Linked DNA regions of Homo sapiens: regions 1 and 2 are each linked to region 3. A link is a contact called in ENCODE Hi-C or POLR2A ChIA-PET data. All regions are on one chromosome and are shown on one strand. Each heading gives the region's core, a stretch centred on a gene start or an enhancer-like site at or near the end of the contact. The rest is flanking DNA. Distances are from core to core; before and after follow the strand shown. Region 1 overlaps HDAC4 (histone deacetylase 4). Region 2 overlaps HDAC4 (histone deacetylase 4). Region 3 has its middle 15 kb from the start of MIR4786.

The links. Hi-C counts contacts between places; a loop is a spot of excess contacts on that map. ChIA-PET counts read pairs that join two places held with the same protein, here RNA polymerase II (POLR2A). Pooled maps may share reads with other maps.
Region 1: a loop to region 3 is called in a map of dorsolateral prefrontal cortex, with 2.3 times the contacts of the local background. The contact joins two enhancer-like sites. A Hi-C loop is called at or near these places in 2 of 168 maps with a recorded cell type or tissue (dorsolateral prefrontal cortex and posterior cingulate gyrus) and 3 of 50 pooled maps. POLR2A ChIA-PET finds 5 or more read pairs at or near these places in 1 of 52 experiments (WTC11).
Region 2: a pooled map shows a loop between it and region 3 (14-fold over the local background). The contact joins two enhancer-like sites. A Hi-C loop is called at or near these places in 4 of 50 pooled maps. POLR2A ChIA-PET finds 5 or more read pairs at or near these places in 2 of 52 experiments (T-cell and WTC11).

Annotation. Positions count from the first base shown.
Region 1 is chr2:239,366,696-239,371,181 of GRCh38, forward strand. All of the region lies in intron 1 of HDAC4 (histone deacetylase 4), which reads right to left. Among named protein-coding and RNA genes, the nearest start is that of MIR2467, 17 kb to the left of the region's middle. RefSeq lists enhancers at 2,904-3,223, 3,244-3,403. Within about 2 kb of position 2,480, at least 12 of the 41 ENCODE cell types and tissues checked have a DNase peak (open chromatin) inside an H3K27ac peak, as active enhancers do; they include dorsolateral prefrontal cortex, where a contact is called at or near this core.
Region 2 is chr2:239,320,240-239,324,429 of GRCh38, forward strand. The region is part of intron 2 of HDAC4 (histone deacetylase 4); the gene reads right to left. Among named protein-coding and RNA genes, the nearest start is that of MIR4269, 17 kb to the left of the region's middle. Within about 2 kb of position 2,417, at least 9 of the 41 ENCODE cell types and tissues checked have a DNase peak (open chromatin) inside an H3K27ac peak, as active enhancers do.
Region 3 is chr2:239,925,526-239,929,714 of GRCh38, forward strand. It overlaps a transcript of NDUFA10 not described here. Among named protein-coding and RNA genes, the nearest start is that of MIR4786, 15 kb to the right of the region's middle. RefSeq lists a silencer at 3,379-3,600. Within about 2 kb of position 2,231, at least 3 of the 41 ENCODE cell types and tissues checked have a DNase peak (open chromatin) inside an H3K27ac peak, as active enhancers do; they include dorsolateral prefrontal cortex, where a contact is called at or near this core.

The DNA.
Region 1 (4,486 bases), core at 1,230-3,729, 560 kb before region 3:
AAACGCTGGGCTCAATGGATCATTTAACATCAACTGCCATGAACACCCCGAGAGAGCAAAAGGCCAGTGGGGTCCCAGGCAGATGGCTGCAACCCCACGAAGGAAAACATGACTTATCCCTGACTTATCCCTGCCCTACGCAGGGCACCCCCAGGGCAGGTGACAAACAGCCCCAGAACCTTATGTCAGTACCAGACTAAGTAAGGAAAGATCTCTTCCACCATAACCACCATGCACCCAAGCACGCGTAGCTTCACCAACAACGGGCCTGAATTGAGCTTCACCAACAACATGCCTGAAAGCCTCCGTCACTGACAGGCACTTGCGGATGGAAAACAACCCTTTGACAAAAGACCCTATCGGCCAAATAAGTGATCAGCCCCCAGGCCCCCAGCCACACAGAAACCCGTTTCTAAAACAGCGGTCCTCATAATGCGATCTGGGGTCCCAGAGGGTCCCCGAGACCTTTACAAGAGGTGTGTGAAGTCAAATTTTTGTTCATAATAGAAAAATGTCATGTGCCCTTCTCTCACAGGGGTACAGTGGACATGGACTGAACGAGAGCCGGTGTGAGAAGCAGAAATACTGTCGCCATTAAGCCACACCTTCCATAGACTGGCAAAGGGTAAAATGATGCCTCTCTTCTCACGACGCTTTGTGTTTTACCGAACGGTTATTTTTTGTTAAAAATGTTACCTATCTATTTAACATGTAATGGGTTTATTCAGTTTCAAATGAGTAAGCACGTTTTTTAGATGTGTGTTAGTTTCTAATACAATAAATACCAATACAGGTTGAGCATCCCTAATCTAAGAATCCACAAACCAAAATGCTCCAAAATCTGAAATTTTCTGAGCACCAACATGAAAACCCAAGTGGAAAATTCCATACCTGACCTCATGTGATGGGTCACAGTCAAAACTGTTTGGCGAACAAAATTATTAAAAATACTATATGAAATTACCTTCACATTATATGTATAAGGTGAACATGAAAAATAAATTTCATGTTTAGGCTGGGTGTGGTGGCTCACACTAATCTCAGCACTTTGGGAGGCTGAGGCCGGTGGATCACCTGAGGTAAGCCTGGCCAACATGGTGAAACCCCATCTCTACTAAAAATACAAAAACTAGCCAGTCATAGTGGTGTATGTCTGTAATTCCAGCTACTCGGGAGGGAGGCTGAGGCAGTAGAATCGCTTAAACCTGGGAGGCGGAGGTGGCAGTGAGCCGAGACCACACCACTGCACTCCAGCCTGGGCGACAGAGTAAGACTCCGTCTCAAAATAAATAAATAAATAAATAAATAAATTTCATGTTTAGACTCAGGTCCCATCCCCAAGATATCTCATTATGTATACGCAAATACTTCAAAATCCAAAAACTCTGAGAGCCTGAACACTTCTGGTCCCAAGCACGTCAGAACGACAGTCAGCCTGTGCATCTCAATCATTGAAGCTAAAGCTCTTTGGAGTCCATGCTAATTTGCAGGAGTGTGAAGGGCTCCGGAGTTTGAGAACCGTGGCTCTGCAGGTGTGTTCCAACCCTCTTCCTTCGGAGACACAGGAGGGCCCTGAATGTCAGATGTGAGGGATGTGGGGCCCGCAGAGACACAGGAACTTGGCTGTGAGGAATTCAGGGACTAGCAAAGGGGGCGATGAGAAGACCCTGAAATGCACCGTCCAAAGCACAGTACCATCTTGCGTGGCTGGCGCTGCTGCATTTCACCTTTCTTCACGTGGAGGGGGTCTCATCAAGGCAGCAGAACAGCTTCTTGAAACAAACTCAAGATTGACAGGGTGCCAAGCAAGAAAAACTGGAAACTGACGTGTCCCAGCCGCCCACCCACTTCCTTCTCCATTGGGGGATAACAGGGGGGTACAAGTGAAGGGCCTCCGTCCTGAGGAGAGGGGCACAGGCTGTTTCCTCCAGACACAGACACTCCTCAGTGGTCAGGACCGTCCTCTCCATGCCTGTCTCAAGCTGCAGGTGCCTCTCCTGCCCAGGTGAGGTGGGAGACCTGGGCAGGCAGCCCTCCCTGTTCTGCAGGTGAGGTGCTTATCACTGCTGGAGTGGACCCTCCTAAGTGTTGCGTTCTTTCGGACCAAAGCAGTAAATAAAGGTGCTTTGATTCCAGGTGATAGCCCAAGTTCCTCCCCAACTCTACTCAAAACTATCGATGTCGGCATCGACAGCTGAGGCTGCCCTGCAGATGGGAACCCGCAGACAATCCTGGTACCTGCTGCTGTGATTATTCACAGCCGTCAGAGAGCCCTCACCTGGGGGGAGGTGAATGCCAACCCCACGGGTGACACACCACTCCCCTGGTGACCCCAGGGAAGCTGCAGGAAGGTGACAAAGGACCTGCACACACAGGCAGTGGACAGGCTCGCCGGCAGGGAGGAATCCTCTCTGTTTGACAAGACACAGACAGGCCCTCTCTGGTGACAGTCTCCAAGAAAGGAGGGAAGGCTTGGACAGATGCCAACAAGCGGGAAGGAAGACAGCAGCACGGCCCATTCCCCGACGGTCCCCTTTCATCTTTCCAGGTCTGAACTGCCCACAGTTCTGAGTTTTGGGTCCCAATAAATGGACGTCTGGACCAAGAGCATGTCTACGGTTGGAGCTCACACCTGCTGGTGGCAGCAAGCCGACTGCCCGGCGGGGGGTGGGCAGCCCGGGAGCCACAGGGCTCCCCAGAGACAGCCGCTTGGGCTGCAATGTCTCCAAGCTACAGTCCCGCTAACCCGGTTGGTTTCCCAAGCATGTGAGCGAAACTCAGAGGTTCGTTAAACTCCTACTTTCTAAGTTTATTTATTGTTGCAATTGTTTACAAAAAGCATTTTTATTTTAATGTAAAAAGCAAAGCTATTTCTATTTTAAAATAAATTAAAACTGCTGCAGATAATCAAGAGACGGGTCAAGCCCTGCTCTCATTTCCGCGTACACGGTGTAGCTGGGCATGAAGTACTTATAAACTCATGAAGTCAAGAAGTGTTCAACACAGCGCCTCGGAAGCCAGGTTGCTGGATGACACGGCCCATGACGTCTCAGCAGGCCTGGGCCACCTTCTCTCAAGCAGAACACACAGAATCGTAGCCACCTTTCATAGAAAACAACGGAAATGAAGAGCTTAAAGGAGCTGAGGACAGTGCAGGGTGCATGAAAGGAAGTGGCACAGATGCCTGAAGGCTTGTACTGAAAGTGGCGTCATGCCCTGATGGGAACTTCCCATTCCTCCCTGGTGGGCGGAGAGAATCATAGGACCGCCACATCCTGTCATCTCCACTTTTCTTTCTCTTAAAGAACAGATGATTGCAGCGTGGCTGGCGACACACTTCATGAGGCAGAGAAAAGCACGCCCAGATGCACGGGGCCCTGTACAGGACGGCAGGCCGTCTGCCCTGTGTCCCCGGGACTGGCAGGTCAGTGAGGGTAGCATCCCGACTTTTCCCAAGGGGCTCTGCGGGGTCAAAACAGAGTTTAAAAATGCAAAGACAACCATGCAACCCTTAGCCATGGGCCACCAACAACCGTCAGAGAGTGGTGCTAGAGGTCCAAAATGCTGCGCTGAGGGAGGCACCCCACAGCTCTGAAATGTTCCAACTCCCTCGATCCCACTGAAAGACATGGCTCGGGGCTCTCCTGTTAAAGGGTAGAGTAAAAGCAGGTATGGTTCTCGCAGGCAGGAGACAGGTGCCACACCAATCAAGATGCAGTTTTAAAGACTGCTACTTAGCAGACTTGTAAAACTGGATTTGCCCAGAGACAGACCAAACCCAGTCAGCACGGGCACTCTGGACTCCCTGCAGCGCCCCCCTGAATCCAGGCCTCCCTGCTCCCTGCCTTGCCAGCCCTGGGGCCTGTGAAGCATGTCTGGTGTTTTTCAGGAGGTCATGCACTGTATGGTTAACGGCAACAGATAGTGCAGAGCTGATCCTGCACAGCGGCCTCCGGGAGAGCAGGACTCTTGTGCTGGCCAGGCACCTGGTGGAAAGGCTGGTGCACCTGCAGCCCTGCGGCGCCTGGAGGAGCCGAGCAGAGGAGCTGGTTGAGCACCCACTGGACTTGGGCTTGAAAACCTGTCTTCACAGCTCATCCCCGCATCATGCTGGGTCTTTTCAAAATGATGATGATTACTTTAAGAACGTTCCTGGGATGAATTACAGACAGCTAAATGAGTCATAAAGGTGAAGGACCAACATGCCCCTCATCTCCTAGTTGGATAGTCGATGACAGCTGCCATCTAGGGCAATTGCTCTAACCCTCTGCCCTTTGGAGCCACTGATGTGCAGCTGCTGTCCACACCACAGGGCTTCCCACAGCCTGTCGCCCCCAGAGTCAGTCACTCCTCAGCTCCTGGCAGCCACAGGGCAGGCCCCAGCTGGGACAGGGAATCACCCAGGACAGAGTCCACCTTTGTCCAGGCAGGAACCCTGCGCCTCAGGCCACCTTGTCTGTGCAGACACCTGTTCTGGCCTGCACCA
Region 2 (4,190 bases), core at 1,167-3,666, 610 kb before region 3:
GGCGTGGTGGGAGGCGCCTGTAATCCCAGCTACTCGGGAGGGTGAGGCAGGAGAATTGCTTGAACCTGGGAGGCGGAGGGTGCAGTGAGTCGAGATCGCACCATTGCACTCCAGCCTGGGGAACAAGAGTGAGACTTCATCTCAAAAAAAAAAAAAAAAAAAAAGTGATAAATCAAACAAACAAAAAAATTTAGAAGGAATTATAGAGAATGGAATGCTGATCTCCACCAGTGACAAATGACATAGGTAAATCTAAATTTGCCAAATATGGAAATAAGGAAATTGGTAGGACTCTTCTGTTATGTAAAAATATGTATTTTAATCAAAACTATTTTGCTGTTGAACTTTTCTAGCTATTAATTATTGGCAAATACAAAATCCATGATTCTAGTGGGTTTCTGATAATCTATAAAATTTTCTGAATCTTTTTGAGTCTTTTTATGTGAATTTATTTTGGTTCTTCCCATCTTAATGAAACTGCTGACATCTCAAGCCATACTGAACACATGTGCTACCGTAAGGTCAACCTCAGAACACAGCTCTTGTTAAGACAAGGCCTCTAGAGTTTTCCAACCATGAAAAAGATTCATTTTTGCTTTCAAATGATCCCCAACTTGTAAGAACTACATATTCTCTCCAACTTGGGTATTTTAAAATCAATTATGAAAACTGAAATAATTATTTTATCTAATCTTTTTTATTTTTCAAAACATTCTCTCATATTTACATGATTTATACCGCTTTCCTTGTATAACAACTGTCCTGTAATAAAACCTTTGATAACGAATAACTACATAATGTACTGTTATTTTCTTTTCCCCAATATTCTATTCAGGGTTTTAAACCTATGTTTACAAACAAAATGTGCTTATAACGTTTGCTTTATTATTGTCTCTTGCAGGTTCTAAAATCAAGATACTCTAAGCTTCATAAGATTAGCTTGCAGCCAGGCGCAGTGGCTCACGCCTGTAATCCCGGCACTTTGGAAGGTGAAGGTGGGCGGATCACGAGGTCAGGAGATCGAGACCATCCTGGCTCACACGGTGAAACCCCGTCTCTACTAAAAATACAAAAAATTAGCCGGGCGTGGTGGCGGGCGCCTGTAGTCCCAGCTACTCAGGAGGCTGAGGCAGGACAATGGTGTGAACCCGGGAGACGGAGCTTGCAGCGAGCCGAGATAGCGCCACTGCACTCCAGCCTGGGTGAAAGAGCAAGACTCCGTCTCAAAAAAAAAAAAAAAAAAAAAAAAAAAGGTTAGCTTACATTTTTCTGTGTTTTGAGCCAATCTTAAATAAGGTGAACGTGTGTAAATGTTGGAAAAATATTACATTATCCCTGAAGGAGTAGCAGCTTTCAACAATTACCTAACTGGGTCCTTTGTGGGGTTCTCAGAAGTTCTTCCTTTTAGTGACAACCAACTCATGCTGCTTCCTGTCAGAGTACAGGATGCTTTTCTTCTAAGGTCTGACATTTTATAGTTACTTGCTCTGGCCCAGTCAAAGCCCTCCAAAGCCCTGCCATAGAGCACAGAACATCACAGCTCCCGCCCACACCAGGACTTCCCCTAGACACTGGCTTCATCATTCTCAGGGCAGCATCTATCCCTGATGGCACATCCGGTTGTTAAGGGGGAGGGTCTTCACTGCGAGTCGTCCAGGTTCTTGACATGTTGAACAAAGAATTGGACAAAACACACAAACAAAGCAATGAAAGAATGAAGCAACGAAAGCACAGATTTGTTTAAGCGGAAGTACACTCCACAGAGCAGGAGCAAGCTCCAGAGCAAGCTGCTCAAGACTCCCACTTGCAAAATCTTCTGGGGGTTAAGTACCCTTTAGAGGTTTCCTACTGGTTACACCCTATGTAAATGAAGACTTGGCTCATGACCAATCAGAGGCCAAAGTGAAGTTACACCCTATGCGAATGAAGACTTGGCCTGCAACCAATCAGGGGCTGAAGTGAAAGCTCAGCCTGCAACCAATCGGATGCTGAAGTGAAGGCCCCCTGTCTCCAGATCCTATTCTACTGCCTTGCAATGACAAGTTTAGGGGAGTAAAGCCTTACACTTCAGAGCGCAAGCTCACTGGTTAAGAGTCAGTTGCTTGGCACAGCCCCTTGGGCCAGTGACTTCCTTTCTCAATGCCTCTGTTTTCTCATCTGTAAAATACAGATGATGTAAGGTTAGTAGGACCCATCCGTAGGCTGTTGTGGGGATCACAGCTGTAAATATGTAGAAAACACTTAGCAAAGTGCCTGTGCAGGGCAGACTCCATCACTGCCAGCCATATTTACCATTATGTAGTTGTTTATTTACCCATCTACTGTTTGACTTTCCCACTGGCACTGGGTGTGGCAATGGGTGGGGGCTTTTCCTGTGTGGTTCACCAGTAGACCCCAGTGCTTACAGCAGCCTGGCATGTAGCAGATGCTCACAAGAGGTGTCTTGACTGGCTGAGTGCTGGTGTGTGGACGGGAACCAGCCTAAGGAAAGCACTCTTGAGACTCTTCATCCTGCCCGGGTGTGGGTAGCCTGGGTCTGTCACTCGGCCCCACACCCGGGGCCCCACTCCTGGCTTCGATAAGCGACGTCACCAATGTCTGCCCCAGCACCTGGACAGACTCTTGTGGCCCTTCCTTCTCGGGAAGCCCAGAAAGAACTGCAGTGACTGAGACAAACCCAGCGCTGCTGCGGGGTGTGTGGAGGCATCTTGCCATAGTGGGTGGGGTGCACGTGCCACAAACGGCTCACTCTTGATGATGAGGGTGACTCACGCATCCCCTTGTCCCCACAGTTCTGTTTCTTGGACTTTATCCTAACAAAACAATCATGATAAGAACAACCAGCCCCAAACATAAAGACACATGTGCAACAATGCTCGCTGAGGTGTTATTTACTATACAAAAAATTTAAGTCCCATTAACAGAGGATTTTTAAATACTGAAATATTACGGAGCTACAAAAAAATCCCATTGCTGTTCTATCGTGTATGTAATAGGTACAGGTATGGACATGGGGAGACAAAGAGGGAAAGAGAGAAAAAGAGAGAGAGCTCCTGCTTGAGAATCTACAAAATGTCACCTGTGACTTTCTCTGAACTGTGTGCCTCCCAGCTAAATGTGGTCTGGCAGGGTAAAGAGAGCATTTTCCTTTCTTTCATCTTTCAGCATTGTTGGATGTTAAGTAAAGAAAAGACTACATCTTAACTTTTGAAACTGGGGAAGGGGAGTATTTTCCCATTTATTTAATAAACTGCTTTCATCCAACAAAATCAAAGCAATAAATGGGGCAGATCCTCGGAGAGCCTGTGTGTGGAAGGCACTGTGCAGTGCTAGGTGAGAGAGGAGGCGTCTGGGAGCTCAGGCCACGCCCTCCAAGAACCCGCGGCCAACGACTTAGGTGTGTGCGCCTGGAAAGTGCTTCTTCACGTGTGGACATGGGAGAGGTAATGCTGAATTCATGTCTCCGCCCAATCTGGATTTAAGGAGGAAGATGCCGGTGAGAGCTCAAAAAGCATCCCCTGTCACGGGGCCCCGGGGCAGCCAATCACACACACCTGGGGGCCTGCACAGGGAAAAAACGCTGCCACTCAAGCAGGCAGAAGCGCCACAAAAACATTCATTTTTATTTTTTCTAAAAAAAGACAAGAACATCCATTGCTGTTGAAATATTTAACTTAAAAAAGAAACAGTGCAAATTTCAGAATGAAATATATCCTCTATTGCTTCCCCTAGAATCCAGGCCACAGAAAGTGCATCTGAACGGGACCACATGCGCTACGGTATGCACTGATGAAACACTGACAAAGGCTGGTGTAACTTTTAAAATGCGAAGGATTAGCACAATTGAAGGTGTGAAACTAGAAGGCAGCTGAAAAAATTAAAAAGTAACTAACGCACATAAATAAGAAATCTGGGGTCTCTGGAAAATATTTTCAAACATAGAGTACTTGGACAATCCTGAATTTGAAACCCAAATTGGACACGCAAAGGCAAAAATGTAGCCACAATTAGCTGAAAGAAACACAGCCCTGAGCCATCCTACAAGAAAACCAATCCTGCCACAACTCACCAGTGCGAACTTAACATGGAGAAAGAGGTCCTCACCGCACAGTATCCTGAACAGAAAGGCTGGTGAGAGTGAAAATTAAAAGCCAAGAGAACAATAGCAATTTTTAAACTCCTTCAGATAA
Region 3 (4,189 bases), core at 981-3,480:
CTCACAATGGACCACAGACTTAAATGTAAAGTGTAAAACTACTAAACTTGCAGAAAACAACAGAGAAGGTCATCTTTGAGATCTAGGGTTAGGTGAAGAATTCTTAAGACTTGACTCGTAAAGTATTATCAATTAAAAAATATACATAAAATTGGACCTCACGCAAATTTAAGTTTTTGCTCTGTGAAAAGCCCTAGTGACAGAATGAAAAGACAAGCTACAAGGTGGGAGATCACCTGGCAGAGGACAAAATCTGAAATACATAAAGAAGGTCTCAAATCTCAACAATGATCAGCTCAGTCCAGTTAGAAAATGTGCAAAAGACATGAACAGATATTTCACAAAGAGGATATACAGATTAGCACATGAAAACATGTTAACATCACCAGTCACTAGAGAAATGAAGACCACAATGAAATATCACTATACATCTTTCAGAGCAACTAAAATTAAAAATAGAGACCACACCAAAGCCTGACGAGGATGCTGAGAGATTGTCCTTCACACATCATTGGTGGGAATGTAAGGTGGTACCCCACTCTGGGAAACATTTTGGAGTCTCTGATAAAAAATTAAACATACACTTACCCTACGATCCAGCAATTACACTTCTGGGCATTTACACCAGAGGAATGAAACTTTCTGTCTACACAAAAACTTGTATATCAATGTTCATAGCGGCTTTATTCATAATTGTCAAAATCTGGAAACGATGTCAATTTCCTTCAATGGGTGAATGGTTAAACAAACTGTGGTACACTGGTAATGTGAGCTCAGCAATAAACAGAAAAAACTAGCATACAATGCTTCAGTCAACAACAGACCAAATATGCTACAGTGGTCCCATGAGACTATAATGAAGCTGAAGAAATCCTATCCCCTAGTGACACTGTAGCCAGCATATGTCATAGCTTGTCTGTGATGAGGCTGGTGTAAGCAAACCTACTGTGTGCCAGTCATATACAAGTCTAGCACATGCAATTATGTACAGTACATAATACTGATGAAAATAACTGACGATATTTCTGGATTATATTTTTAGTACACTATACTTTTTATCATAATTTTGGAGTGTACTCCTCCTACTTATAAAAAAAAATAGATACCTGTAAAACAGCCTCAGATAAGTCCTTCAGGAGGTATTCAGAAGAAGGCATCATTACCACAGGGGAGAACAATTCCATGTGTGCTACTGCTCCTGAAGACCTTCCAGTGGGACAGGAGGTGGAGGTGGAAGACAGTGACGTCATATTAGTCTGTCCTCATGCTGCTAATAAAGACGTACCCGAGACCGGGTAATTCATAAAGGAAAGAGGTTTAATGGACTCACAGTTCCACATGGCTGGGGAGGCCTCACAATCATGGTGGAGAGCGAAGGGGAAGCAAGACACGTCTTACATGGTGGCAGGCAAGAAAGTGTGTGCAGGGGAGCTTCTCTTTATAAAACCACCAGATCCCATGAGACTGATTCACTGTGACAAGAACAGCATGGGAAAGATCCACCCCCACGATTCAACGGCCTCCCACCAGGTCCCTCCCACAACACATGGGGATTATGGGAGCTACAATTCAAGATGAGACTTGGGTGGGGACACAGTTATACCCTATCAGACATGGATGATCCTGACCGTATGTAGACCTAGGCTAATGTGTGCATTTGTGCCTTAGTATTTTTTTAAAGTTTTAAAAGTTAAAAAAGTAATAGAATAAAGCTTATAGAATAAGGATATGAAGAAAGAATATAGAGCTGTAACATGTATTTTAAGGTAAATGTTATTATAAAAGAGTCAGAAAGTTAAAAAATATCAAAAAGTGTATGAAGTAAAAGACTTAGAGTAAGCTAAGGTTAGCTTACTGAAGAAAGAAAACTTTTAACGATAAATTGAGTTTAGCCTAAGTGTGCAATGTCTATAAAGTCTGCAGCAGTGCACAGTCATGTCCCAGGCCCTCACGTTCACTCCCCACCCACTGGCTGACTCACCGACCTAACGGTGCAGTCCTCAGGATGTATCCCCGTCATTACACAAAGCATGACTGTATTGCCACTCTCACAGCCTGGAGGGGGCTCAAGGGCATTAGGCTGAATTTTAAAAGTTAATCTCTAAAGGTCACATGCCGCACAATTCCATTTATACAAAATTCTCAAAATGACAAAATCACAGAGCTGCAGAACAGCTTCCTGGTTGCCAGGGTTAGGGGTGGGGCAAGGGGAGGAGCCTGGGTGGCGACTGGGGACAGCCTGAGGGAGATTCACACGATGACATCAGCGTGGCAGCCGCCACAGGTGGCAAAATTCTATAAAACCACATGGAACAACAAATGAGTGTGAGGAAAGCTGGCAAAAACTCGGCAAGGCTGGTGGGCCCATCACTGTCAGGTCCCTGGTACCCCAATACGGTGGCTGTGGGGGTGCTGGGCAAGGACACAGGGGACTTCTGCATGCTGCGTTTGCAATTTCTTGTGCATGTGTAGTCATCAAATTAAAAGTTAAAAGCAAAGACACAAAACACCAGTACCCAGGTAAAGAGCGACTGAAGTCAAGAAGGGCCCTCCCATCCCACATGGGAAAACAGCAGACCCCAGCACAGCCCCCACCACAAACGCGAGTAAGGAGCAGAAGGTCTGTACAAAGATTCCAGGACTTTAAAAAAAAAATAACAAAAGAAGAAAACAAATGTAACAGAAAAAAAAAGGCAGGTACCAATGCCACTTTGAAGGCATAATTGTTCCATAACAGAAGAAAATGTATACCTCAACTGCTTTCATGTTTTCCAAGAAATAAAGGAGCACATGAATTCCATGAATCATGACTAAAGAAAAGAAGGCAAAAGACAAGATGAAATACAGAGCTGGAAAGAGAACACAAAGAGGAAAAAGGAAAACCACTTGCGATCTGAAAATTACTTCTATTGTGATTATTATTCTGTGAAGTCAGTTCCTCATGGCAGGAAATCCCCCGAATCCACGCCAGACTCCTCGGCCCTGGCCCACCGCGAGCCGCTGCTGGGTTTAATGCAGTTCCTGTCTCCCACCCTGGAGCTGTGACAGCGACATCTCGTTTCCAACTATGCTCTCCCCACAGGTGACCTCATCCAGGGCCCTGGGGGACACTCTCACCTGTGATTCCCAAGCTGTCTCCAAGCCCTGCCTCACCTGCTCCAGAGGCACCCAGCCAACCACCGGACATCCCGCTCCAGGTCCCTCTGTGCAAGGATGTCAGACCCTTCCGCGTTCCCTGCAGCGTCCCTTCCAAACAGGTGGTATCCGTGTTCCAAGCAGCCCAGGCCCAACCTCGGAGCCTGTGTGGTTGCTCCTTCACCCCACTCCTCCCATCAGCGGATCCTCCGCGAATCCTCCCAGCCTTGACTCCGAAACGCTTTGTCTCCCATCGCCCCGCGGCCACCCGGATCCCACTCCCGAGGTCAGGAGCCCCCGACTCTTCCTCCTGCACCTACTCCTGTCTCTGTCCAGTGCTCCCCACTGGCGCCCGGTGAGCTGAAGACAAGAACCAAAGCAGGCTTGAACCCCCTCCCGTGCCTTCCCACTGCTCTTTAAAAATGAAGAGAACGCTGCATCTGGCTAACGAGATCGTAACAAGATCGCCACCCGGCGTCTCCAAAGCCGGGATGCAGCCACCCAGGCGAGACGCTGCCCTGACACTGCAGTGATGTGCGTGCTTGGCACCAACCGGTGGCCTGGCTGCTGCCCTGGAGACAGGGACAATGGCTGCATCAGCCACCCATGGGTTACGGAGGACGGTACCGGGCAGAGACGCAGACACCGATGACTGAGTTGTCGAAGGTGGTTGAGAATGGGAAGGAGGGGCCAGGGTCTCACGAGGCCATTTCTCTTGTGGTCTCAGGTCTCACTCCTGAGCCTCCATAAAAAGGAAAAAATGAGTCAAAAAGAGCTCTTGCAAGGAATGCAAAATAAGCCATGGCAGTGTTTCCTCACCTCTCAACGTTATTTAATCAGTGGTGATTTTCCTTCTTGTGGGAGGCTAGTGCACCTCACAAGCCCGGGAAGTGCGGCAGCCCTTGCTGCTCCAGCAAGCTGCCCTGCTCCTCCGCCGGCCCTGCTTCTCCACCAGCCCTGCTCCTCCACTGCTCTTGCTCCTCCACCGCCCCTGCTTCTCCACCACCCCTGCTCCTCCACTGCCCCTGCTCCTCCACTGCTCTTGCTCCTCCGC